Regions from separate parts of the Homo sapiens genome. Here region 2 is linked to region 1. A link is a loop called in an ENCODE intact Hi-C map of the cell type or tissue named here. Cell type or tissue: mammary epithelial cell. All regions are shown on one strand. Links, peaks and the distances in the headings refer to the core of each region. The heading gives the core; the rest is flanking DNA. Region 1 holds the start of PNLIPRP3 (pancreatic lipase related protein 3). Region 2 overlaps ABLIM1 (actin binding LIM protein 1).

The links. A loop is a pair of places that touch in the nucleus more often than their neighbours do. Peaks named below come from ENCODE experiments on the same cell type or tissue, not always from the same donor. Only the 100,000 strongest peaks of a DNase experiment are listed, where the experiment ranks them.
Region 2: a loop joins it to region 1, with 5 times the contacts of the local background. A loop is called at or near these places in 1 of 110 quality-filtered maps.

Annotation. Positions count from the first base shown.
Region 1 is chr10:116,427,765-116,433,152 of GRCh38, reverse strand. PNLIPRP3 (pancreatic lipase related protein 3) reads right to left here and starts at 5,306. Exons shown (of 12, transcript NM_001011709.3): 1 at 5,092-5,306. The coding sequence starts at 5,140. In mammary epithelial cell, for the core only: no CTCF peak of the experiment used is centred there; DNase peaks (open chromatin) are centred at 2,672, 3,502 and 5,322; H3K4me3 peaks cover 4,553 bases; H3K27ac peaks cover 3,844 bases.
Region 2 is chr10:114,636,785-114,642,172 of GRCh38, reverse strand. The region is part of intron 1 of ABLIM1 (actin binding LIM protein 1); the gene reads left to right. Among named protein-coding and RNA genes, the nearest start is that of ABLIM1, 19 kb to the left of the region's middle. In mammary epithelial cell, for the core only: no CTCF peak of the experiment used is centred there; a DNase peak (open chromatin) is centred at 3,092.

The sequences.
Region 1 (5,388 bases), core at 389-5,388:
CAAGACTTTTTTTTTTTTTTTTTTTTTTTTTTTTTTTTGAGATGGAGTTTTACTCTTGTTGCTCAAGCTGGAGTGCAATGGCACGATCTCAGCTCACTGCAACCTCCGCTTCCCAGGTTCAAGCGATTCTCCTGCTTCAGCCTCCCGCGTAGCTGGGATTACAGGTGTGCACCTCCACACCTGGCTAATTTTTTGTATTTTTAGTAGAAACAGGGTTTCACCATGTTAGCCAAGCTAGTCTGGATCTCCTGACCTCGTGATCCGCCCGCCTCGACCTCCCAAAGTGCTGGGATTACAGGCATGAGCCACCGTGCCTGGCCACTCCAAGACTATTAACAATTACACACTTTTCTTTCATACTTCTTTCTAATGTTTTATCTTTTACTTTTGAATGTTTACCCACCTGGGATTTATTCTGGTGTAAGTAGTAAGACTTTCATCTAGAATTTCAATTCTTTTACCATAAATTTATGCAAAGTCTAGTCATTTTAACTTCATCCACATCTGAGGTTATTTCACTTTATTTAAATTTGCCATCATGGCATCATTAGTTTTATTAAGCAACTGCCACATAGGTTTATGAATTCTATCTTTCCTGTTTGTATGATTCACTTCTACTTATATTTTTATTTTTATTACTTAAATGCTTTCTTCACCTTTACTTATTTTATTTTCCACTTTCTTCAGTTCTTGAGTCATTGTATTTTAATATATTCTCTAGTTGAAATGCTTTATTTCCCCTTTGGCCTAAGAATTCTTTAAAGAAACATTTGAAAAACAGCACATTACATGAAGCTAGTGTTAATTGGTTAAGAAATCATGTAAATTGGCATATTAGTTCTTATCTTCCTAATTTCCACTCTCTAAAGGAGTCACTTCTCTATCTTACTGTGAGCAGGCTTTTCCAAAGACATAGAAAAGCTGGAAAGTAGGTTCGATAATCTATTCAAGAAATATTTGTTTGTGCCTATTATTTGCCAGATGCTATTAGCACTGGAATTCAGCATTGGAGAAAACAATTCTAGCCCTCATGGAGTATATAATCTAGTTAGGGGATGTAGAGACAGACAATAAATAAGAATACGTTTTTCAAAAATGGCTACATTAAAACAGTGACAGGTGCTAGGAGGAACCTAAAGCAGGGAAGGGATGAGGGTGTTTGTGTGTTTAGGTGAGGAGGGGTTTGCAGTTTAAATAGGGTGTCCAGGGTAGCATTTGCATCAAGACCTGGGGGGGAGAGGAGCAAACCGCATGCAGATGTGTGGGACAGCATTCCAGACAGAGGGAAGGAAAGCACAAGACTCTGCAAGGAAGCAGAGAGCCTACTGTGACTGAGGAATGAGGAGGCACCGGGACTAGGGCCCAGGGAATGGAGACAGGGAGAAGACATAGCTCCACAATGACTTACTCTGCAATTTCAAAATCTAAAAATCTCTGGGGAAAAATAGTTGCTTTTGGGCTTGTTCATTTATTTGTTTTCTAGTTTGCAGTAACTAGTTTGGCAGCAATAACAGACCTAAAGCTGTTTATAGTCTTTATCCCATTTAATATGAGATTAAATTATGTGGGATCGTAGTCATGTATTTTACTACATAAATATGCATGTGATTAAATATGGGGTTCTGTCCTAGATTTTTCTGGAAATTATGTATTATATACAGTATGTTTACCATAGCATGTTTCAAAATAATAAAAAAAACCCTAACATTTGTAATGCATCTGGCCCCCAGGAGTTTGAATAGGGGTAGGTGGATGAGGAGCAGGGGTTAATGCTAGGAGGTAACAGAGGGCTAAAGCATGTAGCATTTGGTAGTTCACTGGCTCTTACTCTGAAGTGAGATGGGAAGCCACTGGAGGGCTCTGAGCAGAAAAGTGACATGGACTGACTTGGGTTAGCTTCTGGGCAAGGTAGAGGAAGAGGCCAGTTAGGAGACTATTATAACAAACTAGATAAAAGTCAGTGGTGGCTAAGACTAGGGTGGTAGCAGTGGTGTGGTTACAAGTGGTCAGGTTCTGCATGGATTTTGAGGGAGGATCCAAAGAGTTGTGCTGACTGATTGGCAGTGAGGTATGACAGAAAGAAAAGTCAAGGATGATGCAAGGTGTTTTGGCCAGAGCATCTGGAAGGCCATTAATTGTGAAAACTTTGAGACGAACAGATTTGGGGGTAGATATTGAGAGTTCAGTTTTGGATATGTAGATTCTATATGAATTAGATACCTAAGTGGAGCTACCTTGCATATACGAGACTGGGATTCCAGGGAGAAGTTCAGCTGGAGAGATTACATTTGGAAGTCATTAGCATAAATGGTAGGTACCAGAAGATTGAAGGCAATGGACTCTGTTACAGATTTAATAGATGAGATATAGGTAATAATACAAATGAATGTAAGCTCAATTGTTAAATTTATGGCAGTTGTGTAATAGATATGTGGTGTGTAGGAGAAATATATGTATTATCTAAATTTTACATAAGTATGTATTTTGTTAAAATAACTTCTTATTAGGCAGACATTTCTCTCCTCAATTCCCTTCTTATCCAGTGTAAATCCTACAGTCAATTAAAACCATACCCCTGTACTCTCCTTGAACTTCTCTCCTGTTCTTGCTTCACTTGGCTTAACCACAACTCTGGTTAAACCCAACACTTCACCTATTTCCTGTCTACACCTGTGCAGCTGAATGTGCCTGGAGGAAATCACATACCGTACTGACTATCTCACTTTTAATTTGTGGTTATGAAATTAAAGCAGATCTTAAAGCTACCCAGCCATCATATCATATTTTCCTAGGCCCTTCATTTTCCCAGACTCCTGGGTTATTTCATTCTTCTTGCCTCTCAAACCTCCAACATCTTCATGCCCACCAAACCTCTTGGCTGATGACCCTGTTTCCTATTTCAATAGGAAACCAGAAACAAAGAGAAGAGACCTTTTACAAGCTCCCAGCGTGTCTATCCAGCTACCTGCAGATATCTGCCCTTCTATTTTGCCTTCACTCTGTTCACAAGAGATGAACTGTCTTTGTTTCTCGCAAAGGCAAACCTTCATCCTATTAAGACTCCATCTTCTCTCACCTACTGAGGGGTAAGGCACAACATTACTCCCTTCTCTTTCTCCTGCTTTACCAACTTTCCTCCTCTCTGCTGGATCATTCCTAGCCTCACACAAACATGCTGTTATTTCTTTCATCTTAAATTGACTTCTAGGATGCTGACTCTCCTAGGTTTCCTACCACTTCACTGAGTACTTCTTGGCAGTCTTGTTTGCTAGTTTGCCTTCATCTTCCTGATTTCTTAATGAGGAAGTGTCCTAGGACTCAGTAGTTCCATCTTCCTTCTCTACCTGCAGTCACTCCCTTGATGATCCTGTCTGTAGTCATGGCTTTAAATATCATCTCAGCAGATCAGGGCAAACTGCCTATTTCTTAATTCTGCCTTCACCAGTCTAACTGCTTTCAGCACTCAATTAGGACTGTCCTGGGGCAGGAGAATCATGCAAAATAGAATATAGTTCTTGAAATATGAAAACTAATGATAGTCCTATCTCCTTCATTTTTTATCCAATAGAGAAGAGCTGGAGGCCAGGGACTGAAAAACACTGAACTGAAAGTCAAGATTGGCCAATTCCACAAGCTAGCGCCAAGATGTTACACAACGAATCTCTCTGTGTTTTGTTTTCTTCATCTGTGTAAATAAGAGCGAACATTTATTGATTGCTCACTACTAATATGTCCCAAATCCCATGCCAAGCATTTTACATGAATTGCAGATTGAGTATCCCTTATCCAAAACGCTTGGGACCAGAAGTGTTTCAGATTTTGTGTTTTGGAATGTTTGCATATACACAATAAGATATCTTGGGGACAGGGTCCAAGTCTTAACACAAAATTCATTTATGTTTCATATATACCTTATACACATAGGCTAAAGGTAATTTTATACAGTATTTTAATAATTTTATGCATGAAACAAAGTTTGTTTTAAGTATTTGTATGTGAAATATTCTGCTTGTGGCATCATGTTAGTGCTTAAAATGTTTCAGATTTTGGAGAAGTTTAGATTTTAGATTTTTGGATTCGAGATGGTCAACTTGCATCTTATTTAATTGGCACAACCCTATAATTTTATTTTGGTTACTGTCCTGTTTCTACAGATCAATCATCTGGGCTTAGAAAGGTTAAGTACTTGTTTAAAGTTAAGCAACTACCAAGCAGCAGAACGAGGACTAAAACCCAAGAAGATTCAGAATTCAAACCGGTGGTTGAACTGAATGTTAGATGTGACGACTGTCTTCTTACCACCATACTATCTCAACCAACTACGTGATACTTTACAACAAAGGGGTTGATCTCTTTCAACATTAAAATTATTTGATTCTAGTTTGGTTAAAATAAATCAACTAATTTTAATGTTTGCTTATAGGCACAATATTAAACATGGATGGTAAAAGTAGCCAAAATCACTAACTCCTTACATTGTAATGTCTAAGGAGTCCATAGTATAAAGAGCAAACATGTCAATGAATACTGAGTTAATGTTTAAGAAATGTCCACAGACTAACAGCCCTCCAGAAAACTGTGACTGAAGTGGAAAAAAAATGGACATTCCAACTGACATTAATAATTAGTTAATTCATTCAATTATTGAGTATCTACTATGAGTCAGCTACAGAATTTGGAAATTTGTATATATTTTCTCATTTATTACTATGTACCCTTCTTAGAAATGAAGAAATTGAGACTTCAATGTCTAAGCCCATAAGACTAGTAAGTGGCAGAGCTAGCAGCCCAACACAAGACTGTCCGGCAACTCTTTTATATTGTTGGAAATAGATGCTTCTTTATGTTCATAAGACTCATTCAGTATTAAGTGATGCATTTTCCATTGATAATTTTATGTTAAGTGAAAAAATAAATAAATACAAAGAAATATAAGCAGCCAATATTTTAAACATATTCATAAAAACAATAAACTACTTAAGAATGAAATTAGCAATAGTAATTTCTAAAGAATAAGTTCATGTCAATTACATTTTAGATGTAAGTATACTCATTATTTTTAAAGAACTTATTATAAATTATGAATCTTACCTCTTGATGTGCCAAAGAACAAGAATGCAACAATCCAAATTCCAAGCATCTAAGCTGATTTTTTAAATCACATAAAAATCTTCTTGAAGATCTTTACTTGTAAAGTCACCTCACTATAAAATACTAAGTGGTTTTCCTCACAATGATGCAACTCAATGTTTAAACTCTACGTTTAAAAGAACATGTTATTCCACCTTATGCTCTGCAAAGTAAATAAAATTATCGGGGTGTGCCTTACATCTTATGATTGGCAATGGAAACTTCCAAGGTTTTGCTGTTTCATTATTAGTAATATTT
Region 2 (5,388 bases), core at 207-5,206, 1.8 Mb after region 1:
ATCTGTAATCCCACCATTTTTGGAAGCCAAGGCTGGAGGATCACTTGAGGCCAGGAGCTCGAGACCAGCCTGTGCAATAGCAAGACCCTGTCACTACAAAAAAAAAAAATTAAAAATTAAAAATCAGCCAGGTATGGTGGTGCACACCTGTAGTCCCAGCTACTTGGGAGGCTGACGTGGGAGGGCCACTTGAGCCTTGGAGGTTGAGGCTGCAGTGAGCTATGATCATGCCACTGCACTCTGGCCTGGGTAACAGAGTGATACCTTGTCTCAAAACAAAACAAAACAAAACAACTTAGGGGAAAAGCCAAGGCCCTTTACAATGACCTGCAGGCCCTAACTCCTCCACCTCACTAACTTCATGCCTCCTGCTGTCTGCCTCCTGATCTCACCAGCCTCTCCACTGCCTTGAACATACCAGGTGGGCTCCCGTCTCAGGACGTTTGCACTTACTGCTTACTCTGTCTGGGGTGGTTTTTCCTCAGAATCTACACGGCTTATTCTCTTCCCTTCTTCAGGTACTTACTCACATAGCACGTCCTCAAAGAGGCCTTCCTCTACTACTCTACTTAAAACCACAGCTTCTCCCCCTAGCAGTCTCTGTCCCTGGCCTTGCTTTTCTTCATAGTACTTACCGCTTTCTAATATATAATCATACAGATTTGTATATATGTATACATTACTCATGTAGTTTATTATGTCAACTTCAACCTTCCCAACTAGGACATAGCTCCTTCATGGCAAGGATTTTTGTCTGTTTTCTTTGCTGTGATATCCCAACACCTAGAACAGTTCCTGACACTTAGGAAACACTTGATAAATATGTGTTGCATGAATGAATAGGTTGAAGATAACAACCATGTCTTCCTGGGAAGATTTGCTAACATCGAAGTCCACTTTTTTTTTTTTTTTTTTTTTTTTTTTTATGATTGGCTTCACAGTGACTTTCTCATTTGGCAGCAGAGGTCATATAACAAAATATCAGGAGGGGGTCTAAATTCTTTAAGATGTTACAGGTTAAATCCCCCAGCTTCGATATTATTAAAAGTCTCCTTATACCTTCAAGTGCTTTTGAAAACTTGAATTTCAGTTTTCAAGCTTATCCTGTTTTATTGTGAATTGATGAGGCAGTGAGAAATGAAATAACAATAGTTATTACCCTTAACTGCGTTCCTTCTTAGTGCTAGGTACTTTCTTTTGGGATAGAACACCTGTTATTCTCACCCAACACAGGATACATAATTTTCAGGCCCAGTGCAAAAGGAAAAGGTGGGACCCCTTGTTTAAAATGCAGGAGAAAGTGCCATTAGTGGTACTCAAATATAAAGCTTTTTTCTTTATTCCCCAGATTCTCTCAACTCAGTAGTTCTTATTTTCTATTTAATGTCATCCTAAATAAAGTAAAATTAAAATTTTAAATTATTAATGTGAATTTTACCTTTTATTGTGCAAAGCCAATTTTAAGTGCAAATACAACAACTTTTAACTCAATGGAATCACTGAAATTACACAATTTGTATTACACGGGTCATAGATGTTATGTACTTTATTCTTTTTAGAACAGTAGAAATACACAATACGTACACAAATCTGACTCAACTGTTTTTTGTTGTTGTTGTTGTTGTTGTTGTTGGTTTGTTTGTTTTGAGATGGTGTCTTGCTCTGTCATCCAGGCTGGAGTGCAGTGGCGCGATCTCGGCTCACTGCAGCCTCCGCCTACTGGGTTCAAGCGATTCTCCTGCCCCAGCCTTCCAAGTAGCTGGGACTACAGGTACCCGTCACCATGCCCAGCTAATTTTTGTATTTTTAGTAGAGACGAGGTTTCGCCATGTTGGCCAGGCTGGTCTCGAACTCCTGGCCTCAGATGATCCTCCCACCTCGGCCTCCCAAAGTGCTGGGATTATAGGCGTGAGCCACCGTGCCCAGCCCTCAACTGTTTTCATTTCACTTCTTGATACGTGCACATTTTACCAATGTTCTCTACCTTTGACTTATTGATGAATAAGGAAGGGCTAAAAGGAAGACAGCGCTAGTTGCCCTGTCTTTCCCTTTCCTTCTATGTCATCATTTTTGGTGTGAGTGGTTGGCTAATATAGGGAACTAACATGGATAGGAAGGAATATAATAAGATTTCTTGGTTGTTTGTATTTCCTAGAACATCATTGCCTTCTCCGTGCATTCAAAGCAAGCATCCTGGTTTGAGTGGAATGTGACTCAGTTATGGATATAACACACCTTGTCCTCACTTTGAGTCTCCCTGAATTCCTACACATTGTGACTGCAGTGGAATCCTGTGCTCACGGGGTGTTGCAAACACTCTGTGTGCACGGGCAGCAGGAATAGCAAACACACAAACTGCACGCATCTCATCTGTTCACATGTGTGCTCCGCTCTCCCATCAGACTTCACTTACAAAACACAAGTTCAAAGACTAAATTATTACAAATGTCAGGATGGCAATAGCAAAGCATTAAACCAAATAGAGACATCTTCTGAGCATGAACATCTTCTGAACCTATGCAACGCTGCAGGTTACATGCCATGAAGCTGCCGCTGTCCTCACCACAACCTCACAAGTGGAACGTCTCATACCATTCACAGCTGAGACTGCTGAAACCCAGACAGAGAAAACAATGTGCCCAGGGTCACTCAGCATGTGGTGGAGCTAGAATTCAAACCCAGCCTGTGTTTAATCAGGCGGCCTGTGTGGCCGGTGTGGCATGATAGAATAACCACTGGGTAGGCGGCAGGATGTGAGGGGTTTTGACCCATTTCTAAGTAATTGTGTAACCATGGACACGTCTGCTTTAGGACTTCTGCTTTTATCTTAATTAGTGCCTATTTATGAATACAAGTTATAGATTTCCACAAACCAGGGTGTGGGTTGCATGGTCTCTTCTCTGTACTAAGAACTAGAGAAACTTGCTGAGATGTGTTAGATGACAAAGCTGCCATTCCTGTGGTAGCAAATGCAGTAATGGTTGTGTGTGTTGCATGTTTTACTTGGCTAGTTCCTCCGATGATGACTGACAAATCCAAGAGTATGAGAGAGAGGTTATTTTCTGGGACTGTTCCAGGGCATAATTAGGAGAATTTATTATAAGGCCAGATGAGGTAGGGGAACAAATGTAGGCTTTGTAAACCTTGCAAAAAAATTGTTTTTAATTTTAACTTGCTGTCTACATAAACCACAGAAATGCCATTCCTTAAGAATGATTAGACAGGGTGGATGATTACACTGCACTTTTGAAGTCTTGCTATGTGGGTCTGGGTACATTATCTTCCCCTGTGCAGCCAACGGTGAGTGCCACAGACCAAGGTTATGATGCTATTCACCTGACAGGTCCTTCCATATGAAGTCCAAGAACCGATGAAGGATAAGGTATCTGGAAAAAGGATTGCTTTACACAGGCAAGGCAAAGGGCAGCATCATTGCTATCAGGCCAGGCCTTTTAGAAATGCCTGTTGATGTACATTGAGTGCACCTTGCCTACAGAAATGCTTGTGTGTGTGTGTGTGTGTGTGTGTGTGTGTGTGTGTGTGTGTGTGTAGGCAGGGCATGGGACGAGAGGCTCTTTAACAACCTCTGCAGAAGGGAAGGCCCAGTAACCCAAAGAGAGGGCCCATGGCTTTGGCCTCTCACCAACCTCTTTTCTCACATATAAAGTATAATAATATGTACTTCATCCAGTTGTTATGAGGACAAGATGAGGTGATACATGTAGAGACTAGAATGGTGGCTGACACATACTGGCCTCTAATGGTGACCGAAGTAGCTGTGAGGGTAGGTTATAAAGGGGACTTTGTAAAATGACTGCCTGATGAAGTTCCTCTTTGGCCTACTTTCTCTCCAAAGTAATTATTGGTTTGTATCTTGGCAAATACTTTGAAGCAATTATTAAATTTATTTTTATCTAAGAGACTGAATTTACTCTTAATTTATTTGAGTTAGATTTTGAAATCAGTCTATTTGTATGAAAAGGAATATTTATTTATTCATCAAATATTGCATTCCTACTTTGTGCCTTTGTGTATTACTATGTGAATACAGCACAGATACAATAACATGTGACCCTTTCCCTCAGAGAGCCCACAACCTTTTGCAAAAATAGATATGTCCATCCTTCATTACAACATAGTCAACTTCAGAGCACTTGGTGGTGGTAAGTACCAGAAAGAGGGGAGTGTTGTCAGGGAAGGCATTGCAATTCTACCTGATAGAAAGCAACCATTTTTATATCCCAATAACTGGATTTCTATCTAGAAAATATTACAATAAAAGAGAAAGCTGGTAGTAAACTGTTTTTAAAAATGGCCTTTTCCCAAATAATTCAGAGAACTATTTTTGTACTTGTGTACTCGTGAGTCTGAAGTTAGGCTAAAATCTCTGAAACTCTTTACTATCCCAAGATCCTTAGAATTCTAGTAATAGCTTTTGCTGCTCTTGTAGGAAAATGATTTATTTTTTGTTCACTCTGTCATTTATATCCTTAGTGATTTGTTTAGAGGGAACTTTAAATATACCGTAGTAATTTTCACGATTTTTCTTGAGGTGCAACCTATTGCTTGGGTCCAAACTCAGAACTGGCTTTTGAAAAAGACCATGGAGAAGTTTGGATACAACCATAAAATAGTTCTACTTTAAGAACTCAAGGAAAAGAACTTTGCCGGGCATTGATTCTATGAGATTCATATGGAAAAAATCCTGAGAATTGTCATTTAAGGACATGAGAGTGAGTAGGATCAAGAGGGATCAGATATTTAGGAATTTGTCCTAGACTGTAGGAAACTTTGGAATCACCACTTCTAATAAATTCTCATTAAGATTGCAGTGAATGTCCAGCTGATTGTTATTTTGGCCAACAGAGAGTATAAGGATTGTTTTTCAGATCTGATGGCATGGTATATAGCTGTTTGTAAATCTCAGTCTATCCTCGTGCTTTGCAAGCCAGCTTATTAGCAAGGGTCCTTAGTCACCGGAGAAGCTGACTGCCACTCAGGCCTCCTTCCCAGAGAATCTGAGTTATCAGTCAGACCTGAGGTGGGGACCAGGTGTCTGCATTTGAAGTACCCCTTGCATTTCTATCCCTGGTGATCTGCAAACCTCCACACTCTTTTTTTTTTTTTTTTTTTTTTTAAAGAGACAGCGTCTCACTCTGTTGCCCCGGCTGGAGTGCAGTGGTGAAATTTCGGCTCACTGCAACCTCTGCCTCCTGGGTTCAAGCGATTCTCCTGCCTCAGCCTCCCAAGTATTTGAGATTACAGGTGCACGCCACCACCTCTGGCTAGTTTTTGTATTTTTGGAAGAGATGGGGTTTCACCGTGTTGGCCAGGCTGGTCTCAAACTCGTGACCTCAAGTGATCCATCCACCTCAACCTCCCAAAGTG